Regions from separate parts of the Mus musculus genome. Here regions 1, 3, 4 and 5 are each linked to region 2. A link is a loop called in an ENCODE intact Hi-C map of the cell type or tissue named here. Cell type or tissue: heart. All regions are shown on one strand. Each heading gives the region's core, and the rest is flanking DNA. Links, peaks and the distances in the headings are about the cores only. Region 1 holds the start of Ilvbl (ilvB (bacterial acetolactate synthase)-like). Region 2 holds the start of Pwp2 (PWP2 periodic tryptophan protein homolog (yeast)). Region 3 holds the start of Trappc10 (trafficking protein particle complex 10). Region 4 overlaps Rrp1 (ribosomal RNA processing 1 homolog (S. cerevisiae)). Region 5 holds the start of Rrp1 (ribosomal RNA processing 1 homolog (S. cerevisiae)).

Region 1 (5,717 bases), core at 385-5,384, 390 kb before region 2:
GGAAAAGGAAGACAGGGAAATCTCTCAAGCTCTATGCCTGCCCATCTCCTCTTTCTGATCATAAGGGCCATGCCTTGCTTTGCTGGACCTACCAAGTTCCCTCCTGCCTCAGGACCTTTGCACATGAGTTACTTTCCCAGGAAAACTTTCCCTAGAGCTGGCTCCTCCAAGCCCATGTGAACTCAGTGAATGAGACAAAGAAAGAGGGATACATTTAGGAAGACGACCACAAAAGAGGCAAAAGAAGGAAGAAAGCTATAGTGGGGATAGCAGGACTCACCAGACAACCACACGGCCCATGAGGCTATTGGGCAACTTGGTTGGTATCATCTCCTTCTCAACCATGAAGTAAGGATATAGTACATCAAGAGGCAGCTCCACAAACACTGGACCTGCAGGGTAGGGAGGTTCAGTCTATGGCACCTGTTGCAGCAACCCCCAAGCTTCAGGGCTTGATTACTGTCCAGCTCCCTCCTCCACCTACCTGGGGTGCCTGACTGGGCAGCAGCTATTGCAGTCCTCAGGGTAGGTACAATGTCCCGTACCCTTCGCACAGAAGCACAAAACTTGCAGAGTGGCCTGAACAGAGACATCTGATCAATGGCCTGAAGTGCGCCCCGTTTCTGGCAGAGAAGGCAAGGGACAGTTATCAGATAAGCTTGAGAAGCCGTCTTGGGGACCCCACCTACCCTTAAGGACTAGGCACCTGCAGCAGGGTGCTGGCAGCTCCACCCAAAAGCAGGACTGGGGACTGTGCCACTTGTGCATTCTTCACTGCAGTCACAGTGTTGGTGAGGCCAGGACCGGCTGTCACTGCTGCCACACCCACTGTCCCTGAAAGAAAGAGCTGGTGACAACCATGCCATCCTCCCAAACATCGTCCTACCCCAAACCCCCTGCCTCTCATTCACAGGGGCCATGTCACTGTCCTGCTAGTCCCTGGTCCTTACCAGTCAGGCGGGCCACAGCATCAGCAGCAAAGACAGCAGTGACCTCGTGGCGTGTGTCTACCACTCGGATACCCAGCTTCTCACAGGCCACCAGCAGTGGGGAAATGTGCCCACCGACCAATGTGAAGACAAAGCGTACACCATGGGCTCGGAGCACAGCTGCGACACTCTCTCCACCATGCCGGATGCTTGTCTTGTCCACCTGGGTCAAAGGAGATGAGGAACAAGACAGTCAGAGGCCAGCCCAGGAGCAGGTACAAGAACAGGCAGGGGTAAGGTCAGAAGACAGACGAACTTAGATTCTGGTTAGAGACATACCACTTTAAATCCAATTCAGAGAAGGGTACACTGACTTAGCAAATTTATTGTTCTCTTTGTCCTACAGCTAAAAATGCCAAGACTTGCCCAAGTGATAGACTCCAACAGAAGAAATGTTCTTTTTGAAACTGTACTGAGGATTGAACCCTGGGCATAGATAGTGTTAGACAAGCACTCTAACCACTGAGCTATATCATCAGCTTTTACTAGGACAAGGTCTCACGAGGCTTTGAACTCCTTATGTAGCTTAGGCAGGGCTTGAATTTGTGACCATCTCTCCCCAGCCTACCAAGTAGCAGACTGAGATAAAGCCTATGTTCTTAAGTGGCTCTGGAGATTATAATGCCTGCTCCAGAGATACTGGGCCAGTTGAGAAGAAAGGAGATAGAGGTTAAATCTACAGAGAATCCAGGAGAGCCTGGCAAGAGGCAGAAGGCCCCTGGCTTAGATGTGTGCCTGCTTCCTAGTATCCCTGCAGGGCCTGGCACTTGGAGTGCTAACTCCATCCAGCCTATTGCCTCCCTCTGCTAGTGAGGCACAGGTCCAGCTGACATGCTGCCAGCAGCCATATGCCTAGCACGGAAGTGACTCCTGGCACAGACTACCCTGAGCATCCAAGCCTCAGTAGCTTCACGATCCCTACATACTTCAAGGTCAGTGGCACTGTCCCTGTCTAGAAGAAAAGGGACTGGGTAAGGGCAAGAATTTCTCAGAATGGAACAAGTGGTTTATAAGTATGACTTGTGGGGTCAGCTTTTCCCAAATCTGTCATCTAGAGAAAATACTAAACTTCTCTGTAGATCATTTGCCTCTTGTGGGCACAAGGACAGAAATTATAGCACTTACTTTGGTGAAGATGGTACGAAATATGCTAAGACAGTTCCTCAGAAGGGCTTACTATCAGAGCCCATTCCCTCCCCTGCCTACCTTCAGCCCACCAATCTCACTATGTTTAAAAGGCCTGCTCTGTTAAAATGACTCAGGCCCCTGGGTATGGAGGTAGGCGGAGAATGTGTGCTGTCCAGACAACGACAATTTCCCCATTATCTCGTACTAGTTACAAAGTCCAGGCCCATATACAGTTTGGCAAAGGGACAGAGCTCTGTAAAGAATCTCCCAACCAGCCACTTCTAGACTAGCTGGGACTCGCTTTCCACACCTGCACAGTGGATGAGCTGGAGAAACACCTTTAGTGCCTTCCTCCTACCCCTAGCCCTCCTTCTACCCTAAGCACCTTGTGCATCAGCTGATAGAAGAGCCCCAGTCTGTGAGCGACGCCCAGCACGGCAGCCACCAGCGTCCCAAACGCCAGGAGCAGGAAGGAGGGGAAGAAGCCTCCCGCAGATGCAGCGGCCGCAGAAGTTTCCATGAGGCAGAACCTAAGTAAGAAAGCACAGAGCCAGAATCTTAGTACTATAATCTAATCCGGAAGCAGGATCGTCCGCCGGACCTGGGCCACACCTCCCCGACCTGCCAGGCCACGCCCACAGACGCATCTAGACTGGACTTAAAGCCACGCCCCAGTGAGGCTAAGTCCGCCCCCTGACGTCACCACCTTCAAACTAAAAGTAGGCCACAGCAGGTCAAGGCGATCGCAGTAGCACCGAAACAAGGTTGAAATTCCTACTTACCTATCTGTTAACGAGCCCATGCAGAACCCACCCTCCTCAACGCTGGACTGGGGCTCAGCGGAGAGCCCGCCTCGCGCTTACATCATTGAGTCGTAAGGCCACACCCCCATCGGATCGCGCAGCCTAGGGTACGCTCCCCCACCCTCCCCACACACACCAGACTCTTGACCTTTGGCCTTCAGCCGAGGTCACTTTTCAATAGGATGCGCCTTCAGCTCCACTACATAGAACTCCCTTCCACCCATCCCCAAACAAGGCCCTATGACCTTTGCCTATAGGAAAGGTCCCTGACTGCAGTGGAACTCTGCCGCTTCTGGGTCACGTGACTGGGGAGTGTGGAGTGGTGCCCCTTTTGCCCACTTGGCTCTGCAGCGCCCCGTAGTTCAACGAGACGCGCGTGCGCCAAACTGGAGTCTCGCTGAAAAAGCTATCCGAAAGAGACGTTTATCATTGGTCGCTTCTCTCTCTCGCCTCTAATTGGCTAACATTACACCGCGCCTTCCACACCCGCGAGAACCATCTCGCGGCACGTTCCACGGGCGTGGACTGTGACACACCCCCCACCCGAGCTCCCCAGAACCCGCATTCCCGACCGCAACATATGCAAGCCCCTCCCCTTCCTGGACCACTGTGAGGCTTTGCAGGATGTTTAGAGAACTCCCTAGTGTTTGGTGCCAGGCCGGTTCAGTCATTTTCCAGGTTTCCAGCATCTGGGGACCTTTTACAAACTCCGATCTGTCTTACAAATCCCTTTCTCCAATTTATGTCTTTTTCTTTGACTGGCTTTTAATCAGGACCATCTGTGTAACCAAGAGTTTTGAGCTATTTGTTGAAGCCTGAACAATGGATATTTAACAATGTAAACCAGTGTAATAGTATGTGCTTTTATTCCCACCATTCCGAGTTCAAGACCAGGCTCTTCTCCATAGTGAGTTCCAGGACAAGCAGGAGTGCATAGAGACCAACCAAAAATCACAATCGCTTCAGCTGTGTCATGTCCACAAGATAGCATTCCACAGCCTTTCTCCCCATCTTTTGGCTCTTATATTCTTTCCACTTCCTCTTCCTTGGTGTTCCCTGACCTTTGCAAGCCATGGTATAAATGCCCTGTTTAAAGCTGATCGTTCAGCCATCCCTTCTCAGCAACTATGGTCTCTGATTAAGTTCTGTGATGGAACATTTGCCTAGCACAGGCAAAGCCATGGGTACCCACAAAAACCTACTCAACTATTTTTAGCCAAACTACCGTATGAATTATTTATGCTTACTGGCTGTGAGCATGCCTCCAATTTCGTCTTGAATCAAACAAGGTAGGCTTTTCCCTGCCATTCCATAAGAGTTGTTTTGGGAGAGTGCAGGGGCTGGACCTAGATTCTCTACCCATTTATAGCAGATGTGCAGCTTGGTCTTCTTGTGAGTCTCCTAACAATTGGAGCAGGGGCTGGCTGTCTCTGACTCTGCCTGCCATTGGATCCCCTTCCCCCAGCTGGTCTGCCTAGTCGGGATTCTGTGGGAGAGACCATGCTTAGTCCTATAATGACTTGATGTCCCAGGCTGGGCTGGTACCCAAGGGAAGCTTCCCCTTCTCTAAGGAGGAGAGGAGGGGATGGGGGGGGGGGGGACTTGTGAGGGTGGGACTAGGGGCAGGGCTTCAACCTCGATGTAACGTGAATAAATAAAAATTAAGAAAAGAATTGTTTTGGATTACTCCATCTATCTCCAAATTGGCCCTACTCCCTTCTGTCTCCTAACTCCATTCTCTTTCTAGGAGCAGTACAGGGAGCCACTCCTCCCCGGCCCTATTAGTGAGAGCCCTTAATTAAAAGGATCAACCACATACTTCCTGAAAGGGGCTTTTAGGTTCAATTACATTTCCAGGGCCAATAAAAAGATAGTATTTGGGCTGGTGATGTAGTTAGTGGCGAAGCCCTTACTTCTTATTTATAAGGTCCTGGATTCTATCCTCAGTAACAGAGAGATTGAGACAGAGACAGAAACACACAGACACCAAGAGACGGACAGAGACAAAGAATGAACTAGTTACTCTGTGTCAGCACACAGCCTTTCCTGGCACATTTCTTCACTTAATTCATTTAACCCTAAAGAAGAGGCTGTCAGACTTGTTACTTAGTATCTTCTTGGGGGTCCTTAGTCCCATTAATAAAATGAGTCAGAAAGAATCCCAAAGACATTTTTATTAAGAGTTTGGGAGAAAAAAATAGTAGGGGCAAGCTGAAAATCCTGCCAGAGGAAATGAAGAAGGAGTCTTGTCCTTTAAGTTAGTCATGGAGGTCAGAGAAACAGTGAGGAGGCCCAGAGTGTCAGGCACATGCTTAGGAGTGCTAGGCCATGAAGTTGAGCTCAGATAGCATATAATCCCGGGCTTTTATGTCCTGGGGCAAAATAACTATTCCAGGGACTTTTAACTAGAAATAGAAATAGAGGCAGATTATTAACAAAGGAAAAACACTCCCAAAGGTGGAAGTGGGACAGAGAGCTGAGGAAAGAGCCCTCGAAGGATCAGACTGAAGAAATATGGCCCTGTGTAGCCCCTGCCTCTCCATTCACTGTTACTTAGGCTTTACTCAAGAATGTTTCTGTTTGTTAAAAACCCAGGTAAGTAAAGGCTTCCTGTCTGTCTCCTTCTTCCTTCTCCATTTTCACAAGCGTGTGTGTGTGTGTGTGTGTGTGTGTGTGTGTGTGTGTGACGCATGTGTGGATGCACATGCATGTGGTACACTGTTGAGGTCCAGAATCATCCCCCATTGTTCTTTAGTCACTGAGGCAGGTTCTCTCAGTCAAACCCGGAGCTCATCGA
Region 2 (5,717 bases), core at 368-5,367:
CTGGATAGAAAATGACAGCCTGTCAGTGGACAAGCACCTAGATGACCAGCTGGACTGCAGCAGCTTGCGGAGTAGAGGCAGCACACACTCCACTTCCAGCAGCGAGCACAAAGGCTTGCCCATGCCCCGGCTCCAAGCACTGCCCGCTGGCCAGGTCTTCAACTCCAGCACTGGCATGCAGGTCCTGGTCATTCCCAGTCAAGACGACCACGTCCTGGAAGTCAGTGTTACCTGACTGTGCCATGGTCCAGTGAAGCCACAGATTGGGTGTGAGTGCGCATTAGGGACTGTGGCTGGATTGTGGTCTGTGGTAACACACTAGCTCTAACCAGACTTTGGCAGTCCTGCCTAGCTACAGACACAGCAGAGAACAGTGTCCTTCAGCTGCGCAGTGGAGTAGAGCGTCACCTCATGTTGTCTATGACACAGGATTTGTTTTCATTTTTTTTATCCCTGGCCCTGTGCCCCGTGCTGGTATCCCCAACTCCTCAGACCCTCCCAAGAGGGTCTGGTCTCTTCTCACAGCCCTCTCCTAGTGGCTTTCCATACACCGCCATGGTTTCTTTAAGGTGGATCTTCAGCAGACTGCAGTCCTCTTATGGCACTGTGTGCCCTTCTCACAAAGCCCAGTCCCTGGGCAACTGTGGGCCTCCTGGGATAAAACACTGTCCTACACGCCAGAGCCCCTGGTTATGGTTTTATAGTAACAGCTTTGGGGCCGTGGGGTGGGGTGGGAGGGAACATAACCCCTTCTGTGCCTTGGGATGCCCAGCAGATCACAAGATCCATCTGTAGAAGCCACGTGAAAGGTACTGCAGAGAAGACCAGAGAGGAGGGAAGTGTGGTGTGGAGATGGCTTAGGCTAAAAGTTCTGGATCCCCGACTCCCCTAATGTTGATTGAATAACATATGCACTTGGAATTAAATCTATATTTATTATAATTGTTGGATGTGGGGGTAAAATGTTTTCTCTCACTTTAAAGTCTGCTCATGTATTGTAGCTGTATAATCGACATCTTTTGCACCTTAAGTCTTGGAACTGAAGATGCTCCATCTGGAGTGAAGATGAGAGGGGCCTCTCTTGTGCTCTGATCAGTCGTAAAGGACTCAGGGCCTGGAGGACCTCAGCTGGGCCACTGGGTTGCAGTCATACCGCACCAACGGGTTCATTTACTTTTGGTTGTAAATTTGATTGTACATATTGTTGATTTATTATTTTTAAGAGTACAGACTAACTGATGTAATGTTTGTGTATAAGTTGCACCAAAAATCAAGGACAAAATAAATGTGTGTTTGTTTTTACTGGTGTGGAAGTCATAGATTGTAAATAGATGCTGTATGTATTAAACGTTCTCAGTCCTCCAAAGTGATGTATTTTTGTATATAGGAGATAGAGTGCTCTGGGCTTATTGGCGTGGTGTCTGTGAGTGGGACCTGAGGTAGAAAGCTGGGAGAGGAGGGAGCCCTCTTCAGGAGTCGCTGCCCCCTGGGGACCATGTTTGGGCCCAGAGTCAGGGGCACAGAGAGAACCAGGAGAACCAAGCCAACACTTTCAGTATTCAGTGTATTTGCTTTTTTTTTTTTTTAAGATTTGTTTATTTATTATATGTAAGTACACTGTCGCTGTCTTCAGACACTCCAGAAGAGGGCATCAGATCCCATTACGGATGGTTGTGAGCCACCATGTGGTTGCTGGGATTTGAACTCAGGACCTTCAGAAGAGTACTCAGTGCTCTTAACTGCTAAGCCATCTCTCCAGCCCCAGGGTATTTGCTTTTAACTCAGCCAGTAAATAAAGGATAGTACGACGCCCACAACACACCACCACCAAGTGGTTTTCATTTGCAGGAATTGGAGGAATGCTTAAAGAAAATAAACACTGGGGCTGGAGAGATGGCTCAGTGGTTAAGAGCATTGGCTGCTCTACCAGAGGTCCTGAGTTCAAATCCCAGCAACCACATGGTGGCTCATAACCATATGTAATGGGATCTGATGCCCTCTTCTAGTGTGTCTGAAGACAGTGGCAGTGTACTCACATAAACCTTAAAAAAAAAAAAAACAAAAAAAAAACAAACATTTATTTAAAACCCTCTGAAAACCTATTTTATGTGCAGTTTAAAACTAATAAACTTGGGGAGCTGGGTATGCAAATTAGAACTTGGTACTTACTGAATGTCTACAGCCCTCTGAACTCTGTTTTCGGTAAACCTTTGACAGTTGGCCTGCAGATGTCAAGTCCATGTGTGGGGAGGTCTTTGAGACTTGATCCTGGCAGAAAAGCTTCCACCCGGCACTGCTAGCCTCCCGCATCCGTGTGTAGTCCTTTAGAGTGGAGTCTGGCTCTTGAGTTCACCGCCCACCCCCTGAGTTTCATATTTCTGAGTTCTCTACGGTTTTCTAATTATATATATTAAGAATAAAACAAAGGGGAGATCTAAAATGTTGGTAGTTCTGTTATTTCTCATGAAGACACCTTTCTCTGTAAGAGAGTTGGCAGCTCTTGTTCTCTGGGATGGGGTCTAGGAAAGGTGACGGCCGCACCTTGACACTGCAGGCGTTGGTTCCATTTTCACAGTGTTCTGTAACATAATGTCAGAGTAAGGCCGCTGTACTAAGATCGTTTAAAGTGTAAGCATTAAAATTCTAAAAATACACGTTTTAAGAAGAAACTCCGTTTGAACTTGGGTTTTTGTTTTTGTTTTGCACGGTTACAGGCGAGTGTGTGACGATTTGCTCGCTTTCTCAGCTCCGGACTGGGCTCTGCATGGAGACCTAGAACTTAGCTCCATTCTCCACCGTCCTAGCGGTCTCAGCTAGTTCACCGCTACGCAGCGCCTGCGTAGAGGCAGGGTGGTGGCGGGAGTGGGGGTGAGGGAGGGACGGGCGGGGCTTCCCAGGACACTAGGGTTGCGGCTCCGCCCCGGAAGTGCGCGTTTTAAGCGCCGGAGATTGTTTGTATTCCGGAAGTGGTTGCAGTACGGTACCCCACGTGTGGTTCCAGGATGAAATTCGCTTACCGGGTGAGCGGCGGGCCGGGCAGGGGCAACGGGAGGGCGATGGAAGGTTCCGAGGACGCGGGAGAGACCGAGGTCGTTGTCATCTCGGCTGCCTGTGGGAAGCACTAGTGGGTCGACCCATCGCAATCTATTGCTCCTGGTTTATACCAGGAGCTCCGGGCTCCTACCCAACAGGTCTCGGGCTGTACCCAGCCCTGTCCAAACTCCTCTTGCCAGACAACACAGCAATAGCTGCTGAAAGGCTCTTAACAACAAACTTCAAGCAACACCCAGCTCTCTACAGGGCCGCCAGTTCTTGGAGCAGTCTCGACAGCGCTCCTCTGCTGATCATACCTCTTAGGAGCCTAGCTCTGCCTGGTGTTATCTCGTTGCATAGCTGCCCACCTACACCCCAGATCGACTCCTGCCTTAGTTAGCCCAGGCAATCCCAGTAAGCAACTACCCTACTGCTCTGCTGGGCTTTGCAGTGTTTGGACATCTGTCCAATTGCCTATGTGCCGTTTCTATGTGGACATAGAACACAAGGCTCGGGTCTCTACACCCAGCTGTGTCTGCTGGATGGAGATGCTTGCCTTTGATAACTGAATGGATACACCGGGGCACTGATACTTAGCACGGTGGGCGTGGTGAGCATCTCCTGCAGCCCTGTTCACTGAAGCAGCTTCTCTTAGAATGGAGATCCTGTGCCCTTCTGTGCCTGGCAAATGCTTCCTGTCTTGGGAGTATAGTACCATTCAAGGGAACCCTGGGCTCCTGAGAATTAAGTTGGGTTCCTCCTCTGCCCAGGGGCAGGACACACCTATGGTCAGGTACTTTACTACCTATGCCCAGATGCCTCTCATCACCATTTCAGAGAGCTGACGCTGTGTTCTCTGTGTTAAAACTGATTCATTTCCTTTGCAGTTCTCGAATTTGTTGGGTACGGTTTATCGGTGTGGAAACTTAAATTTCACACATGATGGAAATTCTGTTATCAGCCCCGTGGGAAATAGAGTCACTGTGTTTGACCTTAAGAAGTAAGTATGGGGAGACAATGTTAGCAGGGACGTTATCCTCCGTGTGAAGGCTAGCCATCCTCTTTGTGGCTTGCAGGACTACTGGATTTAGGAGGACACAGGTCATGGTAGAGTTGCCTGCTGAGGTCCTCGTTTTTCATTCTAGTATCTAGAACACCAGCATTACTCTTAAAGGGAAAGGAAAAGTCATGTGCCTTTTGGCTGTTGGCTAGCAAGTAGGGGTGGTGGCAGATAGGAAGGTTATCTCAAAAGGTGAGCACTTACTGTGGGGGGAGGGGCGGCTCTAAGGGCCCCAGGACAGGTGGTTTGGAGAGTTCAGGCTGTCTTGGGTCCTTGCTCAACAGCCCTGATGGTTCCCACCTTCCCTGCTGAGATTAGGCTTAGCTTTGCTTGTCCCAACAAATGTGCTGTGGCTCCTTTTCTGACTAGGAATGACTCAGCACTTGACTGTCTGAACGTCTGTAGGCTGATCCCCTCTAGCCTGGGCAAGACCCTCCAGTTCTTCTGGCCACTGTGCTCCCATTAGCTTCAGTTAGCTGGCTAGTCCTAGACCTCCGTTACCAGACACTGTAGGCTGGGCCAGCAGTATAACCTACTGTGCCTGCTGTCGATGGATTACTGGGTCTAGTCAGGTCTTCTGTGTCACTGTCTCTTTAAATAACATCTCAGGGTCTCAGAAGTAATGAGAACCTGTTTGTTAAAGAAGACTCAGACCAAAAAAAACAAAACAAACAAACTAGGTTCTAATTGCGACACCTATAATGGTGCCTCCAGCTCAGTCAAACCCTGCTTTCTTCTCCTTCTATCCACTTCTGAATTTAAGAACATACAGCCTTTGCAAGTGTGCTACCCTTAACTCGAAAAGGTCAATACCAAGACGACCCAGGAGGGCAAGGAACGAGCTGTAGCCTAAGGGGCCCTACAGCAGGAGAACCAGCTGCTAGTCCATCTCTGGCCCTGCCCTCCCTATCCGAGTGTCCGAAACCAACTGTGGGCTGGGTTTTTTGTGTTTCTTAGCAACAGATCCAACACATTGCCTCTGGCCACCAAATACAACATCAAGTGCGTGGGGCTGTCCCCAGATGGTCGCCTCGCAATCATCGTTGATGAAGGTAATCAATGTTGGTGTGGGCAGGCACTGGGGTGGCCCTGCACCCTCTGGGCTGTGAAGCAAGGGCATCGCCTAGGGTCAAGTTCAGCTTCATAGCACAGGTTCCAGCAACCCACGTCCTAGGGTGGACAGGCAAGCTGCATCTGGGGTCCGGTGGCTGTGTCTGGGGTTCGGTGGCTGTGTCTGGGGTTGGGAGGCCACAGTGTCACTCTGGCCTCTTGCAGGGGGTGCTGCTCTGCTGGTCAGCTTGGTGTGCAGGTCGGTGCTCCACCACTTCCACTTCAAGGGCTCCGTGCACAGCGTCTCCTTCTCTCCCGATGGCAGGTAAGAGCATCTGTCGAATGCAGGGCACCCACCGGTCTCTGGCCAGCTATTTGTTGGTCCCCAGTATCACATGTGACCCCGTTTCTCCTGCAGAAAATTCGTTGTCACAAAGGGCAACATTGCGCAAATGTACCACGCCCCCGGAAAGAAGCGAGAGTTCAATGCGTTTGTTCTGGACAAAACCTATTTCGGGCCCTATGATGAGACCACATGCATCGACTGGACAGATGACTCCAAGTGAGACTGGGG
Region 3 (5,717 bases), core at 443-5,442, 59 kb before region 2:
GACTCCATCTCCAAACTTGATCAGATCATATCAAGTCATTGCTTTGTTGGAGGACAGGGACTGACAAGTTTTGGCTTTAAGACCAGGCCTGGCCACAGCCTTTGAGATATACAGTCCCTAGGCTAAGACTTGAGTTTAAGCTGTTAAAGGGTTGCTATGGAATCGGGGTAAGAGACTTACCTGTAAAGTCGGAAGTCCTTCTATCACTTTGCAGAGGGAGCCTGTGGGCTGGTGATACGGTCCTTACTATAGTGTCTCAGCTGAATGTTGTACTGTTTGGCCTGAGTGTCCCTGTTGTTCCTGACAAGCCCCACTGCCACCCATTCCTGTGAAGCAGAATTCCTGGAAAGGAGGTTTGTCTGCAAAGATTGAGTGACTAATCACAACGACATTGAGGTGGAGTGGTTACAAGGCTGCAGGTCTAGAGGCTAGTTATTTTATGATAGCCTAGTGTCAGCCCCTAAATATCCATTCATTGCCCACCCCAGTGTCAGAACTAACACTCTGTGACTAATAGATTAAAAAAAAAGTGTTGGAATCTATTAACTTTGCAGACCACTAGTGTCTTAGCTAGGGTTTTACTGCTGTGAACAGACACCATGACCAAGGCAAATCTTATAAAGGACAACATTTAACTGAGGCTGGCTTATAGGTTCAGAGGTCCAGTCTGTTATCATCAAGGTGGGAGCATGGCAGCATCTAGACAGGCATGGTGCAGGAGGAGCTGAGAGTTTTACATCTTCATCTGAATGCTGCTAGTGGAAGACTGACTTCCAGGTAGATAGGGTGAAGGCCCACACCCACAGTAACAGGCCTACTTCAACAAGGTCACATGTGCTAATAGTGCCACCCCTTGTTCCTGGCCCAAGTGTATAGAAACCATCACAACTAGCTTTCCCACCTCCAAAGCTAAGAATGGTATTTGAGGCCAACAGGAGAGAGTCCACCTTCTAGCTATAACAGCCTCTCTGACGTACTCACCAATGTATTTTAAATTGTCTTGATTTATGACTTTTTATGTTCTGCAACTATAAAGCTTCAAGTGCTTCCATGTGGGATCACGAAACCTGGGGTTACCCACTCAGGAGGCCTCAGAGGATTCCTCAAAATCCTTGTCCCCTGGGTGGCGGGCACTCAAATTTGGCTCCGAAGCACACCATCTCTTATTCCATTTGAGGTGAGAGCTTCGTTCTTTGTGCTGACATCTCACAAACGCTTAGCTGGATGGGGTGAAAAACCTTTGGCACGTCCACGGAGGCTTTGGACCCCTATTCTTGCTTTGCTGTGCTCTCTCTAGGCCAGTGGTTCTGAACCTTTCTAATGCTGTGACCCTCCTAAATAAAAAATAAATATTAAGTAAATAAAAATAAAATATTAAATAATGAATAAAAATTAAATAAATAAACTAAAAATTAAATAAATAAAAATAAAAATATTAGAGAAAAATATTAAATAAACAAAATAAATATATTAAAGAAGTAAAAATAAAATTATTACATAAATAAAAATAGTTTGTTACTACTTCATAAACTGTAATTTTGCTACTGTTATGGGTCATAATGTAAATATTTTTTTTGGAGCTAGAGGTTTGCCAAAAGGCTCGGGACCCACAGGTTGAGAACCCCTGTGCCTGGCAGTCTCCACCTGCTTCAACTGCCCTAATCAGTTGCCTGAAAGCCCAAACCAACATGCTCCCCAACAGTCAAGTCATGCTCAGACATTCCATTTGCACACTGAATCCCATTTGCAAAAGCTCCCATAGACCTGCTTTACTTGCGCCGAGTTCAGTTCAAAGCAATATTTGATTTTGCGACATTCACAATACCTAGCGGCTTCAAAGCAGTACCAGCTATAGGTGACCAGTACTGATGAAGGTGGGACATAGGGAGCATTCTGGGAGCCAAGGGAAAGAGTGCTGAAGGCTGACGCAGGTGGAAACGACCTATGTGGTGGTTCATACGAGTAAAACCACCTAATCAACCAATCAAACAAAAACCTCACAAAACCAGAAAGGACAGTGGGAAGCTGGCGTGCCAGCGGGTGCACATGGAGTTGTACGGGGTGGGTGGAACACTTTCGATCTTGCCTCGCTTTGAGTCAGCACACTTGGCAAGTCCGTGTTAACAGGCAAGCAGAGACTCAGCTTGGCACTGCACAGTTGAGCTCGCCCAGATGTAAAAACCGACCCAAGGCATCCTGCAGAAGCCGGAAAGGAGGAAGCTCCCTCGGAGATAACGGGAATTCCGCCAGACGTGACGTGGGGGCACACAGGGTAGAAGCGAGGATGAGGGTAAGGGAGCATCTGCAGGTGCGAAGCCGAGGAGAATCCAGTTTAGACAGGTCTGATGAGACCAAGCAAGGGTCACCAAGCTTGGGCATTGAGAAGGTGGGGTCAAGGAGCTCAGGCACGTGCGCCGCCCTCTGTCCTCTGCAGCTGCCTGAGAACCGAGGCAGAGGCGGCTCCCGCTATTGACAGCTACAGCGGCCCCGCCCTGCACCGCCGGGCGGCCCGGCACGCGGCCTTTTTCGTAGGAGGGCATTCGGCGGCGAGGCCCGCCCCTTTAAGTCGCGCGCCCCGGAAGTGGTCACGCGGCGGCGCCGGGGCCGGAAGTGGACGCGGCCGGCGGCGGCGGGCGGCCGGCTAGGAGCTGCCGGGGGCCGGCGGCGAGGAGGCGCGGGCTCAGCGGGCCCCGCGCTGCCTCGGGTGCCCATGGCGGGCGGGGGGCCGGGCCGGTGACGCCGGACGCCCATGGACGCCCCTGAGGAGCCACAGCCACCGGTGGTCTACACCATGGAGAACAAGCCCATCGTCACCTGTAAGTGCGGCGGGGCGGGCGGGCGGGGGGCGCGGCCGGGCTTGGCAGCTCCCATCTACGCGGACACAGCCGACCTCCGACCTTTCCGCGGGTGACCTCCGACCCGCTGTGCAGCCGACGCCAAGCTTTGGGTCCTGACCTGGGCGGTCTCCGGAGCAGCTCGTTCTGTACTGTCAGTGCTGCTAGGGATCGGGCCGGCCTTCCCCGTGGGTCGGCTCTCCTGCGCGCTGACCGCAGTCCGGTGGGCAGGCCCAGCTCTCCGCAGAGCGCAGGTGCTCTTCCTCTAGTGACTGTCAAGCCGGAGTGGCAGGTGGCCGGCCAGGCTTAGGAAGGAACCCAGCTCTGTCTGGTCCAATCATCCTGTGCTTATAGGCACTTTCCAGAGCTGCTCCACCAGCGAGTTCCCGCTCGGACATCCCCTTCCGCACTTGTTCCTTCTCCCACTGAATGCACACACACACACACACACACACACACACACACTCACACACAAAGATTGGTTTCTCTGCTACAGAAAAAGAAAACCCTCATTTTAAAGCATAATTTCAGAACGGAGTAGTTTTGCAAACTATGGACTCATGGGAAGTGTGGACGGGTTGGTTAACATTTTGACAGCTTTGCGGTGCTGTCTCTCAAAGGACAGGTGTGATACGTGGCTGTTGGCAGTTCAGTATGTGCTTGACCTTATGAATTTACTTTTTTCTAAACAGGAAGCATATTTGCAAAACCTGGTGCTAGGCCCCAGGGTTCCCAAGGTCTCCAGCACACCCTGCTCTGTTTTCTCCTTTGGGCCCTTGGATACATGGGCTCCTCCCAGTTCCTTCCTGTAACCGCATAGACATTTCATATTTAAAGACTTACATCTCTTTATTGCTAGATTAACTTTCTCAGGGATATGGATGTGTCTCCCATAAAGTTGGGAGACTTGCATAGTTCAGCAGTTAGTTGTGTGTGTTTTGTTTTTTTTTTTTTTTCTTCCCAGAATGCTTGGCAACTGAGAGGCTTGCCAAACCTCACCTGCAGGCAGGTGGACCGATGTGGCAGAGCTGGTCTGGAGGCTGCCCCGCCCTGCCCGGGTGCTCCTTGATCCCCTCAGGGAAGTTGCACCCTGTTCATGGTTGGATTCAATGTGTTCCAGGTCCTGAGAACTTTCCCCCAGTACTGTGCACAGTAGGAATTCTGGATGAGTACTTAGAACCCACAGGGACACCCACTTACTTGACTGCATCTCCCGACCCTTAGCTTTGAACATTGGCATCTTCATTGCCATAGACATTTTATCAGCATCCTGCTGAAGGTAAAGTTGCAAGCTCAGCGGCATCGGCTGTGGCTAAGGAGAAAGGGTTAATTACTCTGGTAGCTAGTACTTGGAAATGTGTGCTATTTAATGTCTTACCTTCCTGTGTGCAGGACAGCTGCAGGGTGCCTTCCTGTAGGCCTGTTGGAGTTTGGGTGTTGGTGGGGGATTCCCATGGCTTTGGGGTAGCATCATAAGAAAGTGTGCTGATGGTGTCCCCAAGTTGGAGGGCACAGCTCTTCACTGGAATTTCAGAAAACAAAGTCGTTTTAGAGAAATGTAAAAGCAATCTCTTTAAAATAAAAGGCTTTTTTTTTTTTGACACTCAGGAAATCTGACTTAGTATACACTCAGTGGCATTTTTATGTTTCTGGGGCTGCAGCTTTGGCAAGCACTTATCCTGGTTCCACCTTATTCCTTCTTTATCTTGTTATGTTTTAAAGGAGAAGCTAACGAACTCAGTTCAGAAATCTACCCAAAGGCCAGTTCACTCTTCACAACACGTCAATACTGTGTATATGGTTCTCTTAGTGTTTGCTCCCCAAACAATCTGTTTTATCGTATTAAAAAATTCATACTTTAGATCTCCTTCAACACTCACCTAGCCAGTCTGAGTTCACTTTAAAAAGCAGAGCTCATGTTTATCATTGTGTGTGTGTGTGTATACATATATGGTGTATGTGCAGGCTTGTGCACCTGTGGAGAACAGAGATCAGTCTCAGGAATTGGTCCACCTGAGCTGTCTTCCTGGACTTTTTGTTGTTTGTTTGTTTGTTTCTTCATACAGTGTCTCTCCCTGGAACCCCGGGTGTCTTAGTTAGGGTTTTGCTGCTGTGAACAGACACCATGACCAAGGCAAGTCTTATAAAAACAATATTTAATGTGGGGCTGGCTTACAGGTTCAGAGGTTTAGTCCATTATCATCAAGGTGGGAGCATGGCAGCATCCAGGCAGGCATGGTACAGGAGGAGCTGAGAGTTCTAGGTCTTCATCCAAAGGCTGCTAGTGGAAGACTGACTCCTAGGCAACCAGGGTGAGAATCTTAAGCCCACACCCACAGTGACACACCTACTCCAACCAGGTCACACCTCCAAATGGTGCCATTCCCTGGCCCAAGAATATACAAACCATCACACCGGGCTTCACCAGTTATGCTAGTCTGCCTCTAGAAATTATACTGTATCCACCTCCCCATTGCTGGGGTTACAAGCCTGTGACCATAGCATGATTGTCACGTGGGTTCTAGGGACCCAAACTTGGGTCCTCATGCTTCCTGGGCAAGCATTTTATGAGCTGTTTTATCTTCCCAGCCTCATATTTTCCTCTGGACAGTGACTGGTGCTAGATTAGGGGCGTGAGAGGAACGGAAAGTCCTCAAAGGTTGGGGGGAGACAGAATCAAGTCTTGCTCAAAAATGTTCCTGAGTTATTTTAATATTGTTTTGGGACTGCATAGAAGTTTTGGTAGGTTTTAGCCATCATTGAAAGATTCTGTTTTTGTTTTTGTTTTGTTTTGTTTTTCGAGATAGGGTTTCTCTGTGTAGCCCTCCCTGGCTGTCCTGGAACTCACTTTGTAGACCAGGTTGGCCTCGAACTCAGAAATCC
Region 4 (5,717 bases), core at 518-5,517, 210 kb before region 2:
CTCATGTCTGGTATTTGGAGGTGAAGCTCACACTGTGTTTGTGTGTTGTGCATGTGATGGGTTTTACCAGCGCCCAGGAGGCCCCACTGCGCATGTGTAGCTTCGTGCACTCCCAGCATTAGCCTGTACTGTCCGGCTGGAATAGACAGTGGCATAGCACATGTGCCTCAGGTGGCCTCCATATTTCCCTGGCCCTGAGCTGGGTCTGTGGGGACCGTGACACAGAATGGAGCTGACCTATCCCCTCAGCACCCTGACTGCCACCCTGGTTCTCAGGCACTTTCCCAGAGGATGATGTCCCTGAAAAAGCCTACAAGAAGATGCTGGAAGGGAGGCGGGAACGGAAGAAGAAAAAGAAGCGCTTGCCCAAACCTCAGCCCCAGAATAAGGAAGGTAGGATCCTGGGTGATGATTAACACATGGGCTGGCTCACCTCCCTTGTCTCCCCTGCCTGTCCTGCCTATGCTTAAGGCTTCCCTTCATGCACAGACCCCCACAGTGCACCTGGCCTGGGGACCACCCTCAGCCCTTGGTGCCTGTGCTCTCTTTGACTGTCTTGCCATCTTTGATCAGAGCCTCGTCTGCCTCGTCTCCTTAGTGGTCCTGAGCCTCTTCCCATGTAACTGTTGGTTTCAGGTTTCTAGCCCTGCCTTCCTGCTGTGTATGTGCTAGCCTGTGACACTCTTGCTAAAGACTGTCCAGGGCTTGCTGTGCATTGTTGGTGGCCCTGCCTGAGCTGACAGTCTTTTCAGGGGTTAACCTGGTCATATGCTAACCTAGGATCTGCCATCTGCCCTGCCAAAGGTCACTGCATTCACCCTGTCTCTGGCCCAGCTATCTCCACACTGAGGCCCATACATATTGGTCCCAGCTGGGCAGTATCTTCTCACCAGCCTGCCCTTGGCATGGCCCCAGCCTCAGCCCAGACACCGTCTTTCAGCTCTGACACAGCAGGTTGAGTTAATGTTTGCTGGTCCTGGGGGTACGGCCCCTGGCCCTCTTGTCAGATAGCCATCTCTACCTCTCTTCCTGCACTGTCTTCACACCCTGCTCCATGTCTGGGCCCTTCACCCTGTCCTCTGGCTAGTCTTTCTGGAGATCAGTTCCTGAGCCCTCCCTGGGATCATCCTGGGACCCAGGATGAAGCTCACCCTGGTCAGCAGCCATAGCTGGTGCTGTCCCCAGTGCTGGCACTGCCGTGACTGAAGGACACCATATTGTCCCAGGAGTTTGCTCACAAGCCTTACTTTGTCCACAGCGGGGAGTGAGGCAGAATCCTCAAGTGCAGACCCAGGCCCAGGAAGGAAGAGGAAGAGGAACAGGAAAACGGATGAGAAGGCTGGCCAAGGGGGTCCTCCTGGGAAGAGGAGGAAGCCCGGGGCTAGGGCAAAGGGGGCTGGGGCCCAGCAACCCAAGAAGAGGATACAGTCATCACAGAGTGCAGAGTGAGGTGCACAGCCCAGGCTGGCACATGGTGGAATGGGGCAGGATACCTGGGCATGCTCCTGCAGCCTCTGAATGCCGAGGTTCTGAGCGTCCGTCCTATAGGGGAGGAGCAGGAGGAGGACGGAAGAAACTCTTGGTTTAGTCCCAGCCTTTAAGCATGATCCTGCCTCAGAGCCATGACCTGCATCTCAGAAAAACACTCAACATTTCACTTGTACATATGCTATGGCTGTGCCTGATCCTAGCCAGAGAGGCCAGAAGATCTGGAGACTGAGTCCAGCCTGGGTTGCAGAGTAAATCCCTGTCTCAGCTTCCCTCCACCATAGTCAGGAAAACAAAACCAAGTAACTGTGTGGTCACTGTCCCCTCCACCCTTGGCTGCCCACAAATAAACTGCGGGTCCTTACAGCACATGGCTGCTTCTCCCATTTTTGGATGTGTGTGTGTGTGTGTGTGTAGGGGTATAGCAGATGTCACTTCCTGGGTGAGGTGTGTATTTTCATCTTACTTTTGAGTTTATGTGCATCTGAGAACCCTTGCAATAGAGCCTGCCCGTGGGTTCATGCTCTGTGCTCCTATCTCAGACTTGCATTGTTGAGGGTTTTCAGGAGGTTCCTGAGACTGAAGTGACAGGGCCATGGCAGGAGAGCCTGGCTGTTGTCACCACCTCTCTTTGGGACACTGTACACAGCATTTATAGAGACCCCAGCTGGCAGCCTGAGCATGACCTGACTGGGCTCTTATTCTGAATAGAGCAGACTCAAGCCCTGCTGCTATGGGCTTGTCCCTTCCTTGGGGTCACTACTGGGGCATCCAGGGCTGCAGGAGGCCAGGTCATGGGAGGAAAGACAGTGCCTAAGCAGTCTCTGCCCCTGGACGCTGTGGTAGCCTAAGCACATCCCAGAGTGCACAGGAGACAGCATTGGGTGGTGTGGGTCACCATTCTGAGAGAGCTGCTTAGGACAGTCACTGGGTGTGACACCCTGGTTCTAATTGAGTGAGGCCCTGGGTTCTACGCCTGTTTCCCCTGGGGGAGACCTGCAGCCAGCACCACCATGTGAAGCACTTCTATGTCTGCAGTCTCTTTAGTAACTGCTTGACTCCAGACAAGAATCACCAAGTCCCTCAACATTGACTGTGGATCTTGACTGATGGAGATCAGGCAGTGCCATGCACCCCAGAGGATAACATTATCTGTGCGAAAGTGGCCATCTTCAATCCCGTGTTCACAGCTTTGAGAGCAGTCACAAGGCACATACCCACTGTCTCATTCGTGAGATAACAGGATATTCTCAGAACTGGGCAGCCGCCAGCAGTTACACATCTGTTACGCCTGGTGAGCCTGCTCCCTGGGTCGGCAGCCTCTGATCTGCGTCATGTCGGTGGGGGGTGGGGGTGGGGCTGCTCTGCACAGGCGCACTTGGGATTGTGCAGTGATGCATGGTCTTTGCATGTCACTGAGCTGTTCTCAGGGCTCAGGCCTCTTTACTGCTCTCGGGGGGTGGGGGGGAGACACCCAGGAGTGCAGCTGCCTGGGCAGCTGTTTGAAGAACCACCAGGCTTTTCTGCAACTCACCTGTTGCGGGTCTTCCGAATGACAGCCCCTGCTCCCAGTGTGAACCCTCGCCTGTCAGTCCGCGGCTTGGCCTCCGACATACAGCCCCAGACTATGGGGGTGAACCAGGCGACCCAGCAGTACCCCCTGTTCACAGTGTGGGAACTTGCCATGCCCTGTCCTGTTGGGTGTGGCAGTTCATGCGGATGCTCACCTGGCTACCTTGTTCTTTTCTGGGCAGTCCAGTTGATCTAAGGAGGTGATGGACCAGGAGAGGCTCTGCCTCTTTGACTGTGTGACCTCCATCAGAAAACAGGCCCCTCCCCAAGCCCATACACACATGAACAGACACATACACACATGAACACAAACACACATGAACACACACACACATGAACACACAGGAGAAAAGGAATTTCTTGGTACTGATGGGGAGGTGGGTTTCAGGACCCCCACAAACACTGAGCATCACCAACACTAAAATCCCTAACTAACACTAAAATCTCCAAACTATCTTCACAGAACCCCATAGAACTTCCTATGTACTTCATGTTCACTCTTGGTACAAGGCAAAAGTCTACACCAATGGCTGCCATGCTTTGTTAAAGGAAATAAGGGGTGAGGGGAGGCACATGCAAGTTCAGTGCAGACCATACTCAATGTGAAACTGTTGCTTTTGGACAGTTTGCATCTACAGGTATTTGAGTCCCCAAGTTGAGAGCCTGTAGTAGTTACAGAGAGGTGGACTGAATGTAATTTATTTTTAATATTTTTCCAACCTGGCGGTGGTGGTACATACTTTTAACTCCGGCACTCAAGAGGCAGAGGCAGGAGACTCTCGAGTTCGAGGCTAGTCGAACAAAACAACACACACACACACACACACACACACACACACCTTTCATTGCAATAGGGATGATGTCTGAAGGCCACAGAGCAAGCAAAAACCCAAGCTGGGGATATTATGGCTTGGATCAGCTCTGAAGGCTATCCTGGGGCCCTGAAGGTTTTCTCTTAAGATCACCAGGGGATCAAACAAGAAGACAAGAACAGCCCCACACACTCACACCACGCGGGGGGGGGGGATTGCCTGCTTTATTAAGAGCCTATTGAATTAAATGTCAAGCTCATCTATTTCTACGCTTTCTTAACTGCCCCACTGGTTTTGATGTGGGCTCTGACCCTCATGTGAGTCTGTGCCCAGAGAGGATGCTTCTGCTGGACCCAGACCTCAGGAACCTAGCCTGTTCACATTCTCCCTTTCTCTGTTAGACTCCTCCCCACAGGCTCTGACCAAACCTTAAGGTTCTATTCCTGGCAGGACCACCCACCCAGGACCCACCCCTTCCTTACCTGCTCGCTCAGGGTTTCTGTTGCTGTGATGAACACCATGACCAAAAGCAATCTGGGAAGGAAGGACATCAGGGCAGGAACCTGGAGGCAGGAGCTGACAGAGGCCACAGAGGAGTGCTGCTTACTGGCTTGCTCTCACATTGCTTGCTCAGTCTGCTTTTTATAATGCCCAGGGCCACCAGCCCAGGGGTGGCACCACCCACATGGGCTGGGCCATCCTACATGACCAGGAAAATGTCCTACAGGCTTGCCTACTGGCCTTTCAGGGTCATTTCTCAATTGAGGCACCCTCCCTCCAGACAATGATAGCTTATGTCAAGTTGGCAAGAAACTCTTTGTCAACTTGACAGAAATGTCACTATTAAGCCACAACCTTTTTTTTTCTCACACATTAATATCAGCATCACAATATAAAACAAACTTAAGAAGTTCCATGGTCTTAGAAATTCAAACACTATAAAAGTTCAGTATCTTTTTTTTTTTTCTTTTTTGAGACAGGGTCTCTTTGTATATATATCCCTGACTGTCCTGGAACTCATTCTGTAGACCAGGATGGCCTTGAACTCAGAAATCCACCTGCCTCTGCCTCCCAAGTGCTGAGATTAAAGGCGTGCCCCACCACTGCCTGGCTAAAAGTTCAGTATCTTTCAAAAATCCTTAGTCTGGGGCTGGAGAGATGGTTCAGCAGTTAAGAGCACTGGCTGTTCTTCCAGAGGTCCTGAGTTCAATTCCCAGCAACTACATGGTGGCTCACAACCATCTGATACCCTCTTCTGATGTGTCTGAAGACAGCAACAGTGCACTCATATGCATAAAAGAAATAAATCTTTAAAGAAAAAAGAAGAAGAAAAAATTTTAAATCCTTAGTCTGGCTGGGCAGTGGTGGTACACATCTTTAGTCCCAGCATTCACAGCCGATTCCTCACACAGTTAAACGGCAGAATACCGTGACCCATGCCTTGCCCTGGGAGGACCACAGGACCCTGCTGAAGGGAGCACCACTCCTTCTTCTCTTCCTGAAGTAGCTGCCAGCAGGTTCTGGCTGGAAATGCGCCCCCACCCCCACCCCTGCTCCTTCCCTTTGCATGTCATTTTCCTCAGCTAGTCCTCAGACACGTCCCCAGGAAGGTCACACTACAGACAGCTCTGCAGCCTGTGCCCATGGACTTGCACACGCATCCGCTATGACATCTCCACCCATCAATCATGCATCTTTGTAGCCTTCCACCTACTCCTCTACCTTCCCTAACATCTAATGTGTATCTCCTATCGTCTTCCCACCCACCATTCCCCTCTACCCATGTTTTAATTGCTCTATCAACCACCACCACCCCTACTGAAATCACCGTGGAGCTCCTTATTG
Region 5 (5,717 bases), core at 393-5,392, 230 kb before region 2:
CCTGTCCATTGTGGAACATTCCAAAAGTTGGACTTGGGCAGCTGACTATGGGCAAGCCTGGCCCAAGCAAATACTAATCTTTGTTCTAGAGATTTGCTCTTTTCAAAAGCAATTGATGAGTGTGGTGGTTTGAATATGCTGGGCCCATATAGACTGGCACTATTAGGAGGTGTTACCTTTGCCTTGCTGGAGTGGGTGTGGCCTTGTTGGAGGAAGTGTGTCACTGTGGGGGTGGGCTTTGAGATCCTCTTCCTAACCATGTGGGAGCCAGTCTTCTTCTAGCAGCCTTCAGATGAAGATGTAGATCTCGGGCTGGTGAGATGGCTCAGTGGGTTAGAGCACCCGACTGCTCTTCCGATGGTCCAGAGTTCAAATCCCAGCAACCACATGGTGGCTCACAACCATCCGTAACAAGATCTGACTCCCTCTTCTGGAGTGTCTGAAGACAGCTACAGTGTACTTACATATAATAAATAAATAAATCTTTAAAAAAAAAAAAAAAAAAAAAAGAAACATCCCAAACCAGCCAACTAATAAAAAAAAAAAAAAAAAAAGAAGATGTAGATCTCTCAGCCCCTCCTGAACCGTCTCTGCCTGGATGCTGCCAGGTTCCCTCTTTGATGATAATGAACTGAACCTCTGCACCTCTAAACCAGCCCCAATTAAGTGTTGTCCTTATAAGAGTTGCCTTTGGTCATGGTGTCTCTTCACAGCAATGGAAACCCTAACTAAGGCACTAATTACCATCTTTGTGCTTGAGACTTGTAGACTTAAAAAGCATCCATGACTGGATGTTTAGGACCAGATCCTCCTCCTCCTAGTTGGTACATAATAAACAACCTGAGGTTCCAAGTTGCAATGGTAGTGAGTGTCCCAATCAGAGTGCTCACACCTAAGCTGAGCCCACCTTTTCTGTCTGTGTGTCTGTCCTGTATTTCTTTACTTCTCCCAGTTGGGGTTTCAGTACTCAAGCCTAGCAGGACTTGGCATATACACATATGTATAGGTGGATATATTTACTGTGTGATGTGTAAGTAGAGTCTGACCATTAATATTAGTAGTTTAAGATAGCTTGCCTAGGGCTGGAGAGATGGCTCAGCGGTTAAGAGCACCGATTGGTCTTTCAGAGGTCCTGAGTTCAATTCCCAGCAACCACACAGTGGCTCACAACCATCTGTAATGGGATCTAATGCCCTCTTCTGGTGTGTCCGAAGACAGTAACTGCGTACTCATATAAATAAAACAACAGCAACAAGAGATAGCTTGCCTAAGTCAAAGAAACTGGGTTGACTTTAAAAAGCGTGGCCATAACATTGATGTAGTCTATCAAATTTTTTGTTATTCAGTAAATTCTGATGTTATAGAAAATACAGAATTGTCTATGTTCCTGTAATAGTGCTTAGACATGCCCTCTCCCACCCCAGTTGCTTATTCCTCTTCAGTCAGACTTTCAACAACCATCCCTCCCATTTTTTCCAGCATCTAGCTTTTCAAATACAGCCACCTTCCTTGCCTGACACTTTAATCCTGGGCTTAGCTGGCCTATGGTGTAGCAACGAACTGGCAATGTTATGGTACCACTAAGTCCAAACGTCCACTGGTCTTGGAAATTTCCCCCAGCAAGTCATCAGACTTCTGGTGGTCTTGGGCACACCAATGAAACCTGTAATTGTTTTGTATTCTAATTTGACATTTCAGCTCTTGGGCTATATGGAAAAATTTTCCCAATAGTGTCCCAAACGATTGTCACCACACATTTCATGAACCAGGGCACACTCAAGTTTTGCACACTCACTGTGCTTTCTATAGTGTATTTGCCTGCCTACCTTCATGATAGGTACCTGCACCCTGTCCCATAATCTGGATCCTGACAGCCTTCTTGCTTTTCTCTTTCCAGGAAAGTGGATGCTCTACAAGAGGCTTGGTGGGGTGGATTTCCCTGAGGACTAAGGTGTTAGGGATCAGGTAAAGTGTTTCGGGTAAAGCTCGTAGTTCTCGGCGTTGCAGGGTTCATGCACACACCCAACCTCCCCCCACCCACACCCCACACCCCAACATGGCTCAGGATGCTGAGCCAAGGGCAGCTCCACGCAGTCCTGCTAAGTGTTACAGTTGAGGACAAGCTGGGCCACATCACGATCTTCTTGTAATACAGCCACTCCTGCTGCAGTAAAGAGGAGGGCGAACCCAAGACAATGCTTTAACCTTTTCAAGAATCAGAGATGCCCTAGGCTTACACCAGACCATCCTCCTCCCTGCAGGGTGCAGTTGCGCCTCTCGGCCACTGAGAGGCGGTAGCGTACGCCAGCATCGTCCAGGACGTTTGACGTCTAGCTGGGTTGTGTCGCCTCAGTGTGACGTTCAGTGGTGACGAGCGCGTGTCGTCACTCGAGCGCCCCAGCGGAAGCGTCGAGTGCGTGGTCTCAGGGTTCTCCTCACCATGGTTCCCGGAGTGCCGCTCCCGCCGGAGATCCAGCTGGCGCAGCGCCTGGCGGGCAATGAACAGGTGACGCGGGACCGCGCGTTGCGGAAGCTGCGGAAGTACATCGAGGCCAGGTCGCAGCGGGCGACAGGTACGCGGGCGGGAGGGCAGGCGAGCTCCGCTGCGTGGGCCCCGCAGGATCCGGCCTTCGTCTGCTGTTCTACTGGCTTAGGCTGACCCGATCGGTCTGCCCGCTTTTCTTCCTTCTGTAGCTTGCTGGTGCTCTTCCGCCGGCCTTTACTGGTGTCCCGTGTTCTTAAAGGTGTGTTCTCGACACCCCGTTCCCAGGATGTCCTTTTGCAGAGCGGTTTCTGTGCTTCTGGTCCTCAGTGAGCGACCCCTTTCAGCAGCCTCCGCGTCTCTTGGATATCCCTCCGCAGATGCAAATTATAGATTCCCTGAGCAGTGGTTTGGCCGAGGTCACGGCTGTATGCTTTGGGAAGTGTCTCAAGGCAGTTTTCCACGCTCTAGTCAGAGAACCCCAGCTTGGGGAATGCGCTTCGCCAAATGGTGGCGATGTCCTTTGCTTTTGGATATCCCTCCGCGGATGCAAATTATAGATTCCCTGAGCGGTGGTTTGGCCGAGGTCATGGCTGTATGCTTTGGGAAGTGTCTCAGCGCAGTTTTTCACGCTCTAGTCAGAGCACCCCAACTTGGGGGATGCGCCTCGCTAAATGGTGGTGATGTCCTTTGCTAGCCGGAATGAATAACTTTCACCATTTAATCTCCGAAATGTCATAGTATAGCTACAGTTCCTTGGTCTGACACTGGCTTAATTAATCACTGCATTAACAATGGGCCATCTCCCGGTCCCGAAAGTGTTGGGTTTCTTTAACTCTATGGGACTGATACCTGCTTGCTGGTGCATGGAGTTACTGGAGGGTTGGGGGGAGGGGCTCCTCCAGGCACCGTTATGGCAGTTCTGTTGGAGAATGTTTTGAGGGCGGGGCTGGCTGCCCAATCATATTTTTTTAAGGTTTATTTATTTATTTAATGTATATGAGTACACTGTAGCTAGCTGTACAGATGGTTGTGAGCCTTCATGTGGTTGTTGGGAATTGAATTTAGGACCTCTGCTCGTTCCAGTTGGCCCCACTCACTGAGGTCAGCCCAGCTCGCTCAGTCCCTGTTCCGTCTGGCCCAAAGATTTATTTATTATTATAAATAAGTACACTGTAGCTGTTTTCAGACACCCTAGAAGAGGGCATCAGATCTCATTAGGATGGTTGTAACCTACCGTGTGGTTGCTGGGATTTGAACTCAGGACCTTTGGAAGAGCAGTCAGTGCTCTTACCCGCTGAGCCATCTCGCCAGCCCCCAGTCGTATTATTGTTAAGAGTAGTTCAGGCAGTCATGTTTCCTTCCTGGCTCGGGAAGGTAGGTTCCAGGGCTCACTAAGTCTCACTGTTGCTCTTGTGATGCAGGTGGTTTCACTCCAGATGAACTGCTAAAAGTATGGAAAGGACTGTTTTACTGCATGTGGATGCAGGACAAGCCCCTCCAGCAGGTGGGTGCCTGGGAAGGTAGCTGAAGAACCCTCACAGGAGTTGGTGGGGGACTGAGGGGCTTATGTTTAATCCTCCACCCCACCCCTTAACATAGCCAGCACTGACTCCTGCTGTTTATAGAGAAAGTGATGTTTCCTGCATAGTAGGTCTTTTTTTTTTTTCCATGTGGTTGCTGGGATTTGAACTCAGGACCTTTGGAAGAGCTATTGGTGCTCTTAACCACTAACCCATCTCTCCAGCCCCATAGTAGGTCTTTTGCAAGCAAGGAACCAAGGCCAACTGGCAGCTGGTCCTTTGAAGTGAGAGGGCATTGGTAGTGTTGGCCGTCAGAGCCACTGTGCTTCGGGGCCTGAGCGTGTGCTTCCTGTTTCCCTCACAGGAAGAACTAGGAAGGACCATTGCCCAGCTTGTCCATGCTTTTCACACGACGGAGGCACGTGAGTACCCGGCGGAAGCCAGGCCCGGCCGGACCCTGCCGACACCAGAGTCGCTGAGATCCAGAGGGACCAATGCAACAGTGTGCTCTCAAACCTCACGCAGGCTGCAGGGAGGTGGCTGTGTGGATGCTCGTGGCGTGGAACACAGCCCAGTGCCCAACCAGCCTCCCTCAGTTTACCAAACAGACATGGCTAAAGAGTGAAAGGCAGTGGTATGGCATATGACAGCCGGTGTCATGATCCCCGTGGTGTTTAGCTGATGACAGTGACACCCTTTCTCTTAAGTACAGAGGTTTTCAAGCCTCCTAATGCTGCTACCCTCTAAAACAGTTCCTCCTGTCAGGATACACACACACCCCCCACCCCACCCCCGCCCCCAACCGTTAAGTTCTTTTCATTGCTACTTTGTAACTGTAATTTTGCTACTGTTATGAACTGTAATGTAAATATCTGTGTTTTCCAATGGTCCTAGGTGACCCATGTGGAAGAGGCATTGGACCTCCAAAGTGGGAGGTCTCACAGATTGAGAATCGCCGAGGCTAAATTGCTAAATCCCGTGTTTCCCATTCCTATCCCTCATCCAACCTACCTGATGGAATCACTTAGGCAGCCTTTAAACATCCTGAGATCCAGACCCTGCCTCAGGCCAGCCTAGCCCTGGGGCATAGCATGTCTGAGGCTTTGAGGGCAGTCCTGACAGAGAAGCCGGATGCTTGTGCCTGCTCCTGTCCTCGGCGAGCTGGGCTTTAGCTTTATTCGACTGAAGCTGGCAAGTTGAGGGATGCGTGCACGCCTCAGTTCAGGAGACTCCCTCCTCCCACCCCTCTTTTTGGAGACAGGTTCTTACTGTGTCGCTCAGGCTGGTCTCGAACTTGGGAACTTCCTCCTCCTACTTCCCTGGGCCCTGGCATCTCGGATGTGTATCATGGCTTCAGGATCTCTCTTGAACTGAGTGTAGAAGAGGCAGTAGATCTGAACTCCCTGCTCTCTAAGGACCGGCAGCTTTGCTGAGTCAAAGCTGAAGTGACCACTTGGTAACCTGGTGACCAGGCCACCAGGCCTGAGCCATACAAACAGCCCTTTGCTGGCGTAGAATTTTGCAGAGAAGAGGATTTGCCTTCCTTTTGTCCCAGTACCAAGGCTTCCCAGGGCTGGTTCCTCCTGCCTTGTGGATGGCGCCTTCTCTGGTTGACTCTGAGTAGGTGGGTCCACCCTCACGACCTGCTTTAGTACCCTGAACACGGCCCCTCCGTTCACCCCTGGTACATTGTGAAGTGCCGAGGGTTTAGA

What was found. Hi-C counts contacts between places; a loop is a spot of excess contacts. Peaks named below come from ENCODE experiments on the same cell type or tissue, not always from the same donor. Only the 100,000 strongest peaks of a DNase experiment are listed, where the experiment ranks them.
Region 1: it touches region 2 in a loop (3-fold over the local background); 2 of 42 quality-filtered maps call a loop at or near these places.
Region 3: a loop joins it to region 2, with 9 times the contacts of the local background. A loop is called at or near these places in 6 of 42 quality-filtered maps.
Region 4: it touches region 2 in a loop (2.7-fold over the local background); 13 of 42 quality-filtered maps call a loop at or near these places.
Region 5: it touches region 2 in a loop (2.7-fold over the local background); 7 of 42 quality-filtered maps call a loop at or near these places.

The regions. Positions count from the first base shown.
Region 1 is chr10:78,572,017-78,577,733 of GRCm38, reverse strand. Ilvbl (ilvB (bacterial acetolactate synthase)-like) reads right to left here and starts at 2,743. Exons shown (of 15, transcript NM_001359302.1): 1 at 2,503-2,743; 2 at 951-1,152; 3 at 707-834; 4 at 485-623; 5 at 281-392. The coding sequence starts at 2,637. In heart, for the core only: a CTCF peak has its summit at 3,247; DNase peaks (open chromatin) are centred at 1,823, 2,783 and 3,283; H3K4me3 peaks cover 2,154 bases; H3K27ac peaks cover 2,083 bases.
Region 2 is chr10:78,182,374-78,188,090 of GRCm38, reverse strand. Pwp2 (PWP2 periodic tryptophan protein homolog (yeast)) reads left to right here and starts at 2,942. Exons shown (of 21, transcript NM_029546.2): 1 at 2,942-3,020; 2 at 3,921-4,033; 3 at 5,051-5,145; 4 at 5,369-5,468; 5 at 5,562-5,705. The coding sequence starts at 3,003. Trappc10 (trafficking protein particle complex 10) reads left to right here. Exons shown (of 23, transcript NM_001081055.2): 23 at 1-2,669. The coding sequence ends at 235. In heart, for the core only: a CTCF peak has its summit at 2,807; a DNase peak (open chromatin) is centred at 2,920; H3K4me3 peaks cover 1,754 bases; H3K27ac peaks cover 1,520 bases.
Region 3 is chr10:78,241,535-78,247,251 of GRCm38, reverse strand. It overlaps Trappc10 (trafficking protein particle complex 10), which reads left to right and starts at 2,607. Exons shown (of 23, transcript NM_001081055.2): 1 at 2,607-2,816. The coding sequence starts at 2,750. In heart, for the core only: no CTCF peak of the experiment used is centred there; DNase peaks (open chromatin) are centred at 2,541 and 2,901; H3K4me3 peaks cover 2,107 bases; H3K27ac peaks cover 1,471 bases.
Region 4 is chr10:78,396,526-78,402,242 of GRCm38, reverse strand. Rrp1 (ribosomal RNA processing 1 homolog (S. cerevisiae)) reads left to right here. Exons shown (of 13, transcript NM_010925.2): 12 at 277-393; 13 at 1,259-1,881. The coding sequence ends at 1,449. Among named protein-coding and RNA genes, the nearest start is that of Mir6907, 9.2 kb to the left of the region's middle. In heart, for the core only: no CTCF peak of the experiment used is centred there; a DNase peak (open chromatin) is centred at 2,742; H3K4me3 peaks cover 836 bases; H3K27ac peaks cover 940 bases.
Region 5 is chr10:78,409,676-78,415,392 of GRCm38, reverse strand. It overlaps Rrp1 (ribosomal RNA processing 1 homolog (S. cerevisiae)), which reads left to right and starts at 2,350. Exons shown (of 13, transcript NM_010925.2): 1 at 2,350-2,573; 2 at 3,907-3,989; 3 at 4,370-4,427. The coding sequence starts at 2,441. In heart, for the core only: a CTCF peak has its summit at 2,279; a DNase peak (open chromatin) is centred at 2,382; H3K4me3 peaks cover 1,795 bases; H3K27ac peaks cover 1,434 bases.